2 separate regions of the Homo sapiens genome follow, and region 1 is linked to region 2. A link is a contact called in ENCODE Hi-C or POLR2A ChIA-PET data. All regions are on one chromosome and are shown on one strand. Each heading gives the region's core, a stretch centred on a gene start or an enhancer-like site at or near the end of the contact. The rest is flanking DNA. Distances are from core to core; before and after follow the strand shown. Region 1 overlaps PLXNA2 (plexin A2). Region 2 overlaps PIK3C2B (phosphatidylinositol-4-phosphate 3-kinase catalytic subunit type 2 beta).

Region 1 (5,461 bases), core at 2,044-4,543, 3.7 Mb after region 2:
GGCTAGCTCAGGAGATGAAAGTCTGATCCCACTGGCAGCTCCACAGGCTTCCTTTGCCAAAACACACTGTGAAAAGACCCCTGACCTCCACCTCATACTTTCTCTGCTCCACCTCCCGTCAGCCCTGTTTGCTTCCCTCCTCCCTAGAGAGGGTTAGACAGCCCAGTAATTTAGGGATCACTAGCAAGAAAGGTGCAGAGGTCAGAAGTCAGAGAGGGGCTGGGAGGGGAATCTCACCCCTGCTCTCTGGCAAAACCTCCCACCTCTTTCCGCCATCTGTAGACCAGGCCGTTGTGGGCCCGAGTTCACTGTGAAGGTAGGGATGAGGTCCAGGGATGGGAAGTGGCGGAATACAGAGCGATAGGAGGAGAAGCTGTAATTTTAAATTATGTCCAGAAAAATAGCTTTTGGGAGGCAAATGTTCTCCTCCAACTTTCTTATTTTGAAATTTTGCTAGGAAAGAAAATGTTACACTCCCCTGAGACCGTGTCCCATTTAGGAAGTTCTTTCTATTATCTCATTTCAACTCCTCCCTGCTCTAGCTGCTATACAAACAAAGGCAAATTGACTTAGTGTCTCTCCTGTCTCTTTCACCGTGGCCTGTTCAGTCTAGCTCAGCTCAGCTCAGCTCCAGAGCTTAGAACTCAAGACAAAAGGAATCAAACCAGTAGAAGGAGATGAGCAATGGGTTCATCTCTCTTCCTTAAGAAATCAAAGGCCGGGTGCAGTGGCTCACGCCTGTAAACCCAGCACTTTGGGAGGCTGAGGCGGGCGGATCACAAGGTCAGGAGTTCGAGACCAGCCTGACCACCATGGTGAAACCCCATCTCTACTAAACATACAAAAATTAGCCGGGCATGGTGGTGCCTGCCTATAATCCCAGCTACTTAGGAGGCTGAGGCAGGAGAATTGCTTGCACCAGGGAGGTGGAGGTTGCAGTGAGCCCAGATCGCGCCACTGCACTCCAGCCTGGGTGACAGAGTGATACTTTGTCTCAGAAAAGAAAAAAAGAAAGAAAGACAGAAAAAAGAAATCAGAACCACCAAAAAACTGCAAGAGAATTTTTTGGCAGTTCCATAGCTACTGAAAGCGTCTTGCTCTGCCCATGCGAGTGGCAATGTTGGGACACTGCATTCATGGAATGGAGCTCCGGAAGGGCCTTATGAGGCCGTCTCCTCATTTTGCAGATAGGAAAACTGAGGCGTATTTGCCATCACTCTGCTTGTTTGTAGCAAAACAGGGGCTCTCCTGCTTTCCCCTGTAGTTCTGAGCAAGAAAAGGGGTTTGAAGGGCAGCCTTTCAGCTGGGCAGAGCTGTGCGGGGAGTTTGCATCCAGTACTGCTGGGTTCTAGCCCATTCCTAGGTTGGGCAGCTCAGCCTCTCCTAGAGGAGACTCTGGCTGCTGAGTGACCCGGTGAATTAATGCAGCTTCTGGCTAGGGGTAGGGGACAGTAAAAGCCAAGGAGCCAAGATCAGAAAAAGGAATAGCTTCTTCCCATGTGGAATCAAGCTGGGGCTGCCAACCTCCTAGTCAAGAAAGAAAGCTTTTCCTCTCTCTTCCTCCTGTTTACCCACAGCGACTGGGGGAGGCTGTACAGAGAGGCAGGTTGAATGTATTCAGTCTGGGATAGGGAGGGAAAGTTCCTCTGGGGCTCCCCCTTCGTCTAGGGGAGAGGTCAGAAGAACAAAGGTCACAGATGGACCTGCCATGATATGGGAGGAGGCACATGTGTTGCAGTGAGCCATGGAGGGTGGGGGCACAAGAGTTTGGCAACTCAGACAGGGGAGAAGCCACTGATGGCTTATAAACCAGACAAGGTTCATCCTGAATCCGGAGGGAGGGCAGTGAGAGCCCCATGAACTCACTTTCTTGAATGTCACTAACATTTCATTTCACCCTCACTCTGCCTTCCTGTCTCTTTTTTTCTCTTTCTCCCTTAACCTTCCTCAGCAGGGGATGGGGGAGTAGAGGGAGCCGGAAAGGAGGTCTGCAGGCCTCGTTGACTCTGCTGACCATCCACAGCCAGGAGCTGTTGCTGACAGAAAAGAAATGAAGGGGCAGAGATGGGAGGGAAACCAGATGTCCGCAGTTGCAGCACCATTCTGCGCAGCGTCCCCACTGGGGTCCCTGCTGTAGACGAGAAGCCAGAGCCAGGTGCCAGAGAGGGAGAGGGGGGGGTCTTTGGGGGTGGGGGACGGTGCTGGGCCCCACTCCTGCTTATCTACCCCTCAGTTTCTTTTACCTGGGAAACAGATCACCAAGAGAGGCCCGTCTGATGCTTTAAGCTGGGAATTTGGTTTATTCTGGGGCAGATGAAAAAGAAATTGCACTGTAGCATCTTACAAAACTGCCCCCTTTTCAACTGGGACTGAGAGTTGGAGACTTTTCCTTTAGGCTTTCATGGTACCCTAGACTTCTAAGTTATTTCTACTTCATATTCTAGAACTGTACCATCCAGTGTAATAGCCACTAGCCACAGGTAGCTATTTATCCTTATATTAATTAAAATTAAGTAAAATAAGAAATTCAGCTTTTCAGGCACACTAATATATGTCAATCTCTCAATAGCCACATGTAGCTAGTGGCTATTGTATTGAACAGCACAGATATAAAAGTTTTTTCTCATCACAGAATGTTATCTTGGACAGTGCTGTTCTAGGAAGTTTTTACTCAAGTGTAACTTTCATTCTTGATTTCCCCAGATGTTCACATGATAGCCTGCTCCTTAGGAATGAGGGCTAACTGGCCCAGAGGATAGATGTGGGGTGGGTTGAGACAGGGAGGAGGGAAGGGACGGGTAAGAATGTTTATTCTGCCAACCCGAAGGTTTTCTTTAGACTCTGAGTCTCTTTGCCAGTCCTAAGCAATTTAACTTGCCTGGGGAGGAAGGGGGACGCTGTCTGTAGCAAAAGAGGAATTCAGGTGGTAGCTACAGCCAAATAGGTTTTGCAATCATATTCTGCCTCCCTTCTCCACCCCCTGCTTAAAAAAAAAAAAACCAAGGAAAGTATACCAAGGCCAGCCCTAGATAATGTGGGTGTGGTGTCATTACCCTGACTTACTCATCACACCCCAGGGCCTCTACAGGGTTGGGTGTAGGCAGGGATGGAAGGGGCACACAGGCTGGGGATGAAGCAAGCAGTTATGCTTCAGTCAATCTTGAAAGCTGTTGACATGATGGAGATGGAATGAGAGATGTTAAAGCCAGATATTGGGCACACCCAGCAAAGCCTCCCGCCCAGCTCACCCTTGAGCCTGCGCTGCTTTACTCACATTAAGAGATCCGCTGGTGCAGAGAAATCACAAAGAGTACACACACACACACACACGCCTCATGCAGTTCCAGGGAGATTTCTGGAAAGAATCTTTAGCCCAATTTCTCAGTAAGCCTCAGCTGTTCCCCCAGGCTTAAGCGGGGGGCCAGCAGATGGTCCCAGCTAAATAGGCAAGCCTCCCAGTTCCTCTAAAAGCAGGGTCTGGGCCCTTCCAAGCCCAACAGTCCAATTAAGCTTTTTGCCCACAGGTGGAAGCAAAAATGAATTTGGGGCCATTCTTCCCTTCTTTTAGGCATGGAGCACTCAGCCCTCCCATCAGCCCCCTCCCTACTCCTGGCATTGGCCCATAAGGAATCCCTGCCTCTCACACTCTGCTCTGAACATTAGGTTCCTCAGGGATCAAAGACTCCCAGAAAGATTTCCTTCTAAGGTGTCTTCTAGGCTGCAGGGATTTGACTGAACCGTTCAAAGGAAAACTCCTGGCTTGGCCTTGTTAAGGAGGCCCTCTCAGTCCAGGAGGTGGGGCCTCTCAGGATTAAGGCCACAGATCCAGGTACCTTCGATGATGTTCTTATTTCCTTTTCCCAAGGGCCAGAAAGTGCTGCAGGGAGATCCTGGTGCCCTGCTCTTCTCTAGAGGCCTCTCCTCGCTGCAGAGCTCATTGGCATGACTGGCATAAATATATCCATATATCTCTCTATAAATATACATGTCTTTAGCTATATATATCTTTTCTTCTAAAGACTTGGCAAGAATTCCCTACAATCCTTTTCCATGACACTATAGAAAATCAGCAGAGTCATCAGTTTGATGGTTCCCACAAAGACTGCTTGGGGTTGACCTCTGCAAAGCTCCCTTGAATCTTGCTTCCAGTAACCCAACCTCTTCAGCCCTCGCCAGCCCCCAACCCCCTGGCAACACAAAACACAACTCGATTTCCTGAAGCTGAAGCTGCCCCTTTATTCCTTGTTGGTCTCTGAAAGCAAAAAAAAAAAAAAAAAAAAAAGGAAAAAAAAAAAGAAACTATCACTTTTGAGCTATTGTCTTAAGAGAGTAATAAGCTTTGTGTTCCTCCAGCTGGCTGCAAAAGGGAATTAGTTGTGCAGTGGGATCCAATGGCACTTAGAGACAGGTGTGGCAAGGAAGAGGTGCTGGTGGTTTCAGAATGGGCCACATCTCTGTGGGTGAGCAGGAGGGCAGGGCAGATAGAGGTGGTGTCTATCAAGACTTAGCAACCACTGGGGCAGCAGACTAGATGTAGCCCTCCCTGCAATGACTCCTTGCATAAACAGAAGAAACACCAGTGTACACGCACAGGTGGGGAAAGCATCCCCATGACTTTCTGAGGGAGTTATCACTAGGCACAGATTCTGAGAGCGCTATCTTCATCACCCTGCATCATCATTTGTTGGAAGGAGGCCCAGGAGGGTAGGAGGAAAAGGCTGGCTCCTCCGTCTTTTTTAAATCCATCTTTCCTTCTCCACCATTAAAGGCTTGGGTAGGTGGAGACAACCCCTGTGACTTCTCTTTGAGGTATTCAGATCCTAGCCACATGTTGACACCATATTTAATCCTGAAACAGGTTTCCTTTTCTTGATTTTTAAAGTGGGGGTTGGGAGAGGGGGTTCATAAATAGAGAATAGAAAATGCAAAGGAATAAGAGAATCAACAGAGAAATGTACAAAATGTAATTTGGCAAAAAAACAAACAAACGGAAAAAAACACAATAAAACCAAAACCCACAACCACACCTCCCATAGCCTTTCTTGTTTTGTATTCTCTCTTTTTAAAGTTGGGTTGTTATCTTTGCAACAGAGAATGCCAGCAGGTGTTGCTGGCAGCTGTTTAATGACAGTGTCAAGAACATCTTTCAGAAAGGTAGGCTTGGAGGCAGGAGGCGGTGATGGAGAAAATGGGATAGGGGGAGAGTAGGTGGCCCCACATCTGTAGAGAAGTAGCTAAGGAATGAAGGGCTGTCCTGGGAATTGCAATGTTATTTTATTTTTTTTTTTTTTTTTGAGACGGAGTCTCGCTCTGTCGCCCAGGCGGGACTGCGGACTGCAGTGGCGCAATCTCGGCTCACTGCAAGCTCCGCTTCCCGGGTTCACGCCATTCTCCTGCCTCAGCCTCCCGAGTAGCTGGGACTACAGGCGCCCGCCACCGCGCCCGGCTAATTTTTTTTGTA
Region 2 (5,593 bases), core at 2,803-5,302:
GAGTTCGAGACCAGCCTGGCCAACATGGTGAAACCCAGTCTCTATTAAAAAATACAAAAATTAGCCGGGCGTGGTGGTGCTTATGCCTGTAATCCCAGCTACTCAGGAGGCTGAGGCATGAGAATCGCTTGAGCCTGGGAGACGGAGGTTGCAGTGAGCTGAGTGAGATGGCGCCACAGCACTCCAGCCTGCACGACAGAGTGAGACTCTGTCTCAAAAAAAGAAAGAAGTCCAGAAATGAATCTTCCATCCTGACTGCCAAATCTTATGCTCTAGACATAGATCAACCATCCTTGCATCTAGACCTGAATGTAAGAGAGAGAAAAAGCAAGCAGTGGCACTTATAGGGCACTCCTAAGAAGTGAGACACAGGTCTCTCCTTTCTCTATTCCCAAAACGTGCTTCCTCCAAGTGGACAGAGACTGGGGGCAGGAGCGGCTCTGAAGCCTAAGAGAGGAAAGCAGATCTTATCTGTCTGCTGTCACACAGCTGTACCATCTGAGAAGTGATAACCTTGCCCCTGCCTCTCTTCCACTGCAGCCCTCCAGAGCCCAGGGTAGTGGAAAGGGGGTTGCCTCAGCTGGTCCACATCAGACTTTCCAGGGAGGCTGCTTTCCAGAGAGGGCACTGGATGGAGAGGAGCTGGAGGCACGCCTTTGGGAGGAGGATAACTAGCTGCACGGGCCAGCTGGGGAAAAGACTTGTTGGCAGGAGAATGGGGAGAGACAGTAATTGTAATTTCTCCCCTGGGCTCCACAAGGGAACTTCTGCCCAGTCCTCATTTTGCCCCAGCCATAAAAACACCACACATAATCTAGAGCAGGAGATACAGCACTACCCATATAGTCTCCCCAAGCCCACCCCTCCCCACAAATACACACATCTCTCCATAAGCAGAATCTGCAAGCAGATATGACCTAGTCTTTGCCTAATCCCAGCTCCAAGCTCTTTCCACAGCAGACTTGGCTCAGGACGTCAGCCAACCCTGCTGGAAGACAGAGCTCCTGGGGAAAGTGCTACGTGGCCGAGAGTGTGCCCAGAAAGCAGGAGTCTTGACTGTGGGATTGGGGCGGAGCTGCCAGGCCGGTCCCAGCACCAATCCCATGAAGCCCCCTCACAATCTTACTACCAGGAAGGCAGGGGCTACCTCCCACCCATTCACTCACTTCTGCAGGAACTCCTCCAGCCCGCAGGGCTTTAGCACAAAGTCACCCACGTCCACATTCCTCAGGTCATCATGGGTGTAGCACAGGGTCTGGTAGATAAGCAAGTCTACAGTGGAGGAACCTGTGAAGGGTAAGGTAGGGGGAGCAATCATGATGGATGTCAAGGCAGATGGGTCTCAGTTTCCCCACCCTGATCCCCCTTTCCAGCTAAGTATTCTCCAGCACCATCACCAACCAGATAAAGCAGGCAAGTAGTTCAGAGTTGAGGAAAGTGACTGTACTAGAATGCTGGCCCCATAGCCAGCCCCTCACCCCCAAAGGAGCATCCTCACTGCCCTTCATCTGGGCCACAAGATGAGGTGGAAATCGAGTCAAAACACAGTCATCCCCACCCCACTTCAAGGGATGCTCACATCCTCTCCCCCCTCACTAACTTACAGTTGCAGGTGAAAGTGAGTGCCTCTTGAAGCCTGTCACACAACACAGTCACCTTCAGGTTGACCTCATCCCCGAGGTGCTCTGGGCTAGGGGTGACAGCACTCCAGACATAGCCAGTGAGGAAGTAGTCTTGGATGTCAGAGCCAGATCGAAGGCTGTACAGGAAGAAAAAAAACCCTCACTGTGCCTTTAGAAGAGAGTAGTCAAGAAGACATCTGTTGGGAACCTCATGCTCTGAGGCTCAAGAGCCCCTCTGTCCCCACTCAGCCCAGCCCTCCAAATTTGCAGGCCAGGATGGGGGCAGTGGGGTAGCAGCTCTGAGAAACCCCCTTCTTGACACTTCTCTTATAATTGCAAAATGTTTCCCACCATTGAACAGTACAAATAGTTCTAAAATGACAAAGCTTTCCATGCTAAGTTTAATGGAAAATTTTTTATGAATCCATTTCCTTTCTCTTTTAGTTCCAGATAACACTCTTATCGCCAGCTGGGGTGCATTTGCTCTTAAGGGCAACTGAGGGTCAGACTCTAGAGTGATCAGGATACTTTGACCATTCAATGGAGGTTTCATGAATTTTGCTAAAAATGTGAGACTTCTAAGATTTCAAAAACCCTGCAGACACTTGTTGTAGGAAGCATTTTCATAGCTATGAACTGAGATTTACTTATTATGGTGCTTCTTCCCTCCTAAAGAAAGTTTGGAAATGGATGGCCCCCCTCCCCATCCCCCATAGCCCTCCCAAATCCCACCCCATTCTTTAACTCTTACATATCCAGCATGTGGCAAAATGCAGCAACCTCCTCATCTCTCTCTTCTGAGACCTCAAACAACTCATGGCCATTGGCAACAGTGTGGGGCCGGGAGCCCACCTTTAAGAGAAGAGCAGACGACTCAGTGCCTTTTTCCTCGTGGTGTCCCCTCCCTATGAGGTACTCCAGACCTAAACTCAAACTCTAGATGAAAAGACTTTCTAGTCACTCGACATCCAATGAAAGGGGCACAAGAACATATGGGACATCCGGGAATACATGTATCTGCTGTCCTAGGAGACCAGGAGCCAAGTTGAAGAAGGAGGCGAAGCTCTGGCTGAGATGGACAAGAGTGTGGCCAAAGCCACTTCAGGAGGGGACAGTCTGATAAGCGTGAGGCAGCCAGTAAGGCAATCCAGTGCTGTTGGGCCTCTCCTGCAACACGGGCTTTCCGGGGGATTCTCCCAGAGGCGTGACAGGGAGCAGAGCAGACAGCTGTTTTTCCCAGCCCCTCTACTGAGGCTAGAGCAGGTGGGCGGCCCAAATGGTGCCCAGGGAAGCTTGGCCCTGGTCTAAAGCCTCAATATCCACAAGCCCCATGGACCCAAAGCAGAGAGAGACCCAGAACCCTTAGATAGAGGAGATGACTCAGACACATGTGCCTTCTGGGTAAATGCTATTTGAGGAAGAAAGCGTCAAAGCAGTGGTCTGGGCAGGGGAGGACCTGGTAGAAGCTTGGCTCCTCTGGCTTCCGAGTCAGCCGGCTCTGAACGGCCGGAATGTCAGGGAGCCTGCCTTGGCCCCACTTCCTCTCTCAAAATACGTGTGTGGTGGTAGGATTCTCAGACAAGGTCCCAAACGGTCTCCCATCCCAGAGCTGCTTTCAGTCACCCAGGAGGGTTCCTAAAGAAGCCCCTAGCAAGGCCTGTAGCCCAGCCCTAGGGAGAAGGAAGTGAGGGGGAGGGAGAGCTGGTGCATGACAGGTTTCTGCCTGAGGGGTCTGCTCAGGGCAGCCTGGGAGGCCACACCAGGGACGAGGCTTCAGCTCAGATGGAGATAAGGCCGGCATGTGGTTCCAACAGCTGTTTCTGGCGGGAGTCTAGCTCCGGCCTGTGCACATAGCAACGCCTCACATCTCTCACCCAACCTCTTGGCTACTCTCAAGTCCTCTCTGCCTCTTGGGGCAGATGACAGCAACTGAGCTCCTCATTTGAATATCCAGACTGTTTCCTCTGGTTGACCCTCTCTTGTTAGGCTTGCTCCCCTGGGTGTGCATGGGCGGCGGGGGGTGGGGGTGCACAGAGGGGAGGGCAGCAGTGGGGACAGTTGGCATGTGAGGCCCTGGCTCTGCCAAGTTCGTGCCTGTGTCCCAGTCAAAACAATAGCACCACTGTCAGCAATTAACCCACAAGAGAAAGGAGAGAGAGAGGAAGAAAAAGAGAAAGAGAGAGAGACAGTGGGGGGAGGGAAGAGAAGGCAAGAGAGGGAGAGAACAGAGTGGTCACTGAAGGCCACTCTCATGTCCTTTCTGTACCACTCACTGGCACCATAAGAAAACAAAAGCCACTTACGTTTGCCCAGCTGGCAGGCCCTGGTGGCATCACCCGATGCTGGCTGGGGGAGTCTGCCGGGCAGAGGCTGGCAGCAGGGGTATCAGGCTGGCATTTGGAGCCAGCCAGTTCCAGAGCTGGCTCCGCTGGCCTGGGATAAGGAGGTTCCCTCTGGCTGGAAGCCCGACGAAAGCGGGGCGGTGGTATAGGCCGAGGGCCCAAGGGGTCCCCCCTCCCAGCAGGCTGAGCCCCTGCAACAAGCTGAGCCGGGGAGGACCAAGGCCGCATTTCCCCACTCAGAACTGGCAAGAGCTTTTTGCTTTGTGTCCGCTTCTTCAAGGAGATTCTGGGCTGAGCTCTGTCTCAGAACTCTGATGACATGCAGGGGATGGGGAAGGGTGAGGGAGTAGGGGAGGCAGGAGAGAGAAGGAGTGACAGAGGTGACCACCTACCAGGGTGCCCTGACTCAGTGAGCAGGCCCAGCTGGGTGTGAGGAACTCAGAGCTGGGAACAGGAATCTCCCAGTCCCTATAAATAGCGGGAACAGCCCCACCTCTCAGAGCAGGGCCTTTAAAAATCCCTGAGCTCTAGGGATGTGGCTTATCCCAGGAGCTGATTCTGCTTTTGGGGGGACTCTCTTAGGAGAAGCGGAGGAAGGAAGAACTGTGTAGCTCTTCAGAGTTGGGAAGGTTCCCAAAGGCTAGACACAAGGTGGGAAAACCCCAGTGCCCCTTAAACAATGGCTAAGGAGGAAACCAGGACAGAATGAAGTAGAATGCTAAGCTGTCACAGAAGGCATCAGCAGCCAGGGGCATTGGCTTACACCTGTAATCCCAGAACTTTGGGAGGCCAAAGTGGACAGATCACCTGAGGTCAGGAGTTCAAGACCAGCCTGGCCAATGTGGTGAAACCCCGTCTCTACTAAAAATACAAAAATTAGCTGGGCATGGTGGCAGGTGCCTGTAATCCCAGCTACTTGGGAGGCTGAGGCAGGAGAATCTCTTGAACCCGGGAGGCAGAGGCTGCAGTGAGCCAAGATAGCGCCACTGCACTAAAGCCTGGTGACAGAGTGAGACTCTGTCTCAAAAAAAAAAAAAAAAAGAAGGCATCAGCCATGGGGGTGTCACTTGTCTCTTGACTCCTTGCAGCCAGGGTTTCCAGGGACCAAGGATGAAACACAAATAGGCCTTCTGGTCCTACCCAGGAGATGCTGCTGAAGCTCCCCTAAACCAGAAAAAAGATCAGAGCTGCCCTGGCACCTGCCTGGGGGCTTTGACCTAGATAGTTCGCTATTTTACACTATGTACTGATAAAAATAAAACTATTTGTCATACTGCATATTTTTTCTAAATATTTTCATTGTGAGAAGAGAATGAGTAGAGATGAATAATGCAAGGGTTGCACGACAATGTGAATGTCGTCAGTGCCACTGACTGCACACTTCCAAATGGTTACGGTGGCGAATTTTACGTTACGTATATTTTATCACAATAAAGAACAGAGCAGGGAGAGAGAGAGAGAGAAAGGGAGAAGGAGAGGAGGAGACAGAAGGCTTAGGAACGAGAGAGGCCAGGGCTGAATGCTGGCCCTGCTATTGCTTGCTGTGTGGCTTTGGACTATCAGGAAGGGTTGTTGTGGAGATCTGGACCAGGGTCTGGCATTCAGTGGGCACTAAACAAGTGGTTACTA

The links. Hi-C counts contacts between places; a loop is a spot of excess contacts on that map. ChIA-PET counts read pairs that join two places held with the same protein, here RNA polymerase II (POLR2A). Pooled maps may share reads with other maps.
Region 1: a pooled map shows a loop between it and region 2 (4-fold over the local background). The contact joins two enhancer-like sites. A Hi-C loop is called at or near these places in 1 of 50 pooled maps. POLR2A ChIA-PET finds 5 or more read pairs at or near these places in 2 of 52 experiments (A673 and PC-3).

The regions. Positions count from the first base shown.
Region 1 is chr1:208,181,437-208,186,897 of GRCh38, forward strand. All of the region lies in intron 3 of PLXNA2 (plexin A2), which reads right to left. Among named protein-coding and RNA genes, the nearest start is that of PLXNA2, 60 kb to the right of the region's middle. Within about 2 kb of position 3,294, at least 13 of the 41 ENCODE cell types and tissues checked have a DNase peak (open chromatin) inside an H3K27ac peak, as active enhancers do.
Region 2 is chr1:204,462,846-204,468,438 of GRCh38, forward strand. It overlaps PIK3C2B (phosphatidylinositol-4-phosphate 3-kinase catalytic subunit type 2 beta), which reads right to left. Exons shown (of 33, transcript NM_001377334.1): 3 at 2,374-2,474; 4 at 1,605-1,759; 5 at 1,167-1,287. Among named protein-coding and RNA genes, the nearest start is that of PIK3C2B, 29 kb to the right of the region's middle. RefSeq lists an enhancer at 5,307-5,593. Within about 2 kb of position 4,053, at least 15 of the 41 ENCODE cell types and tissues checked have a DNase peak (open chromatin) inside an H3K27ac peak, as active enhancers do.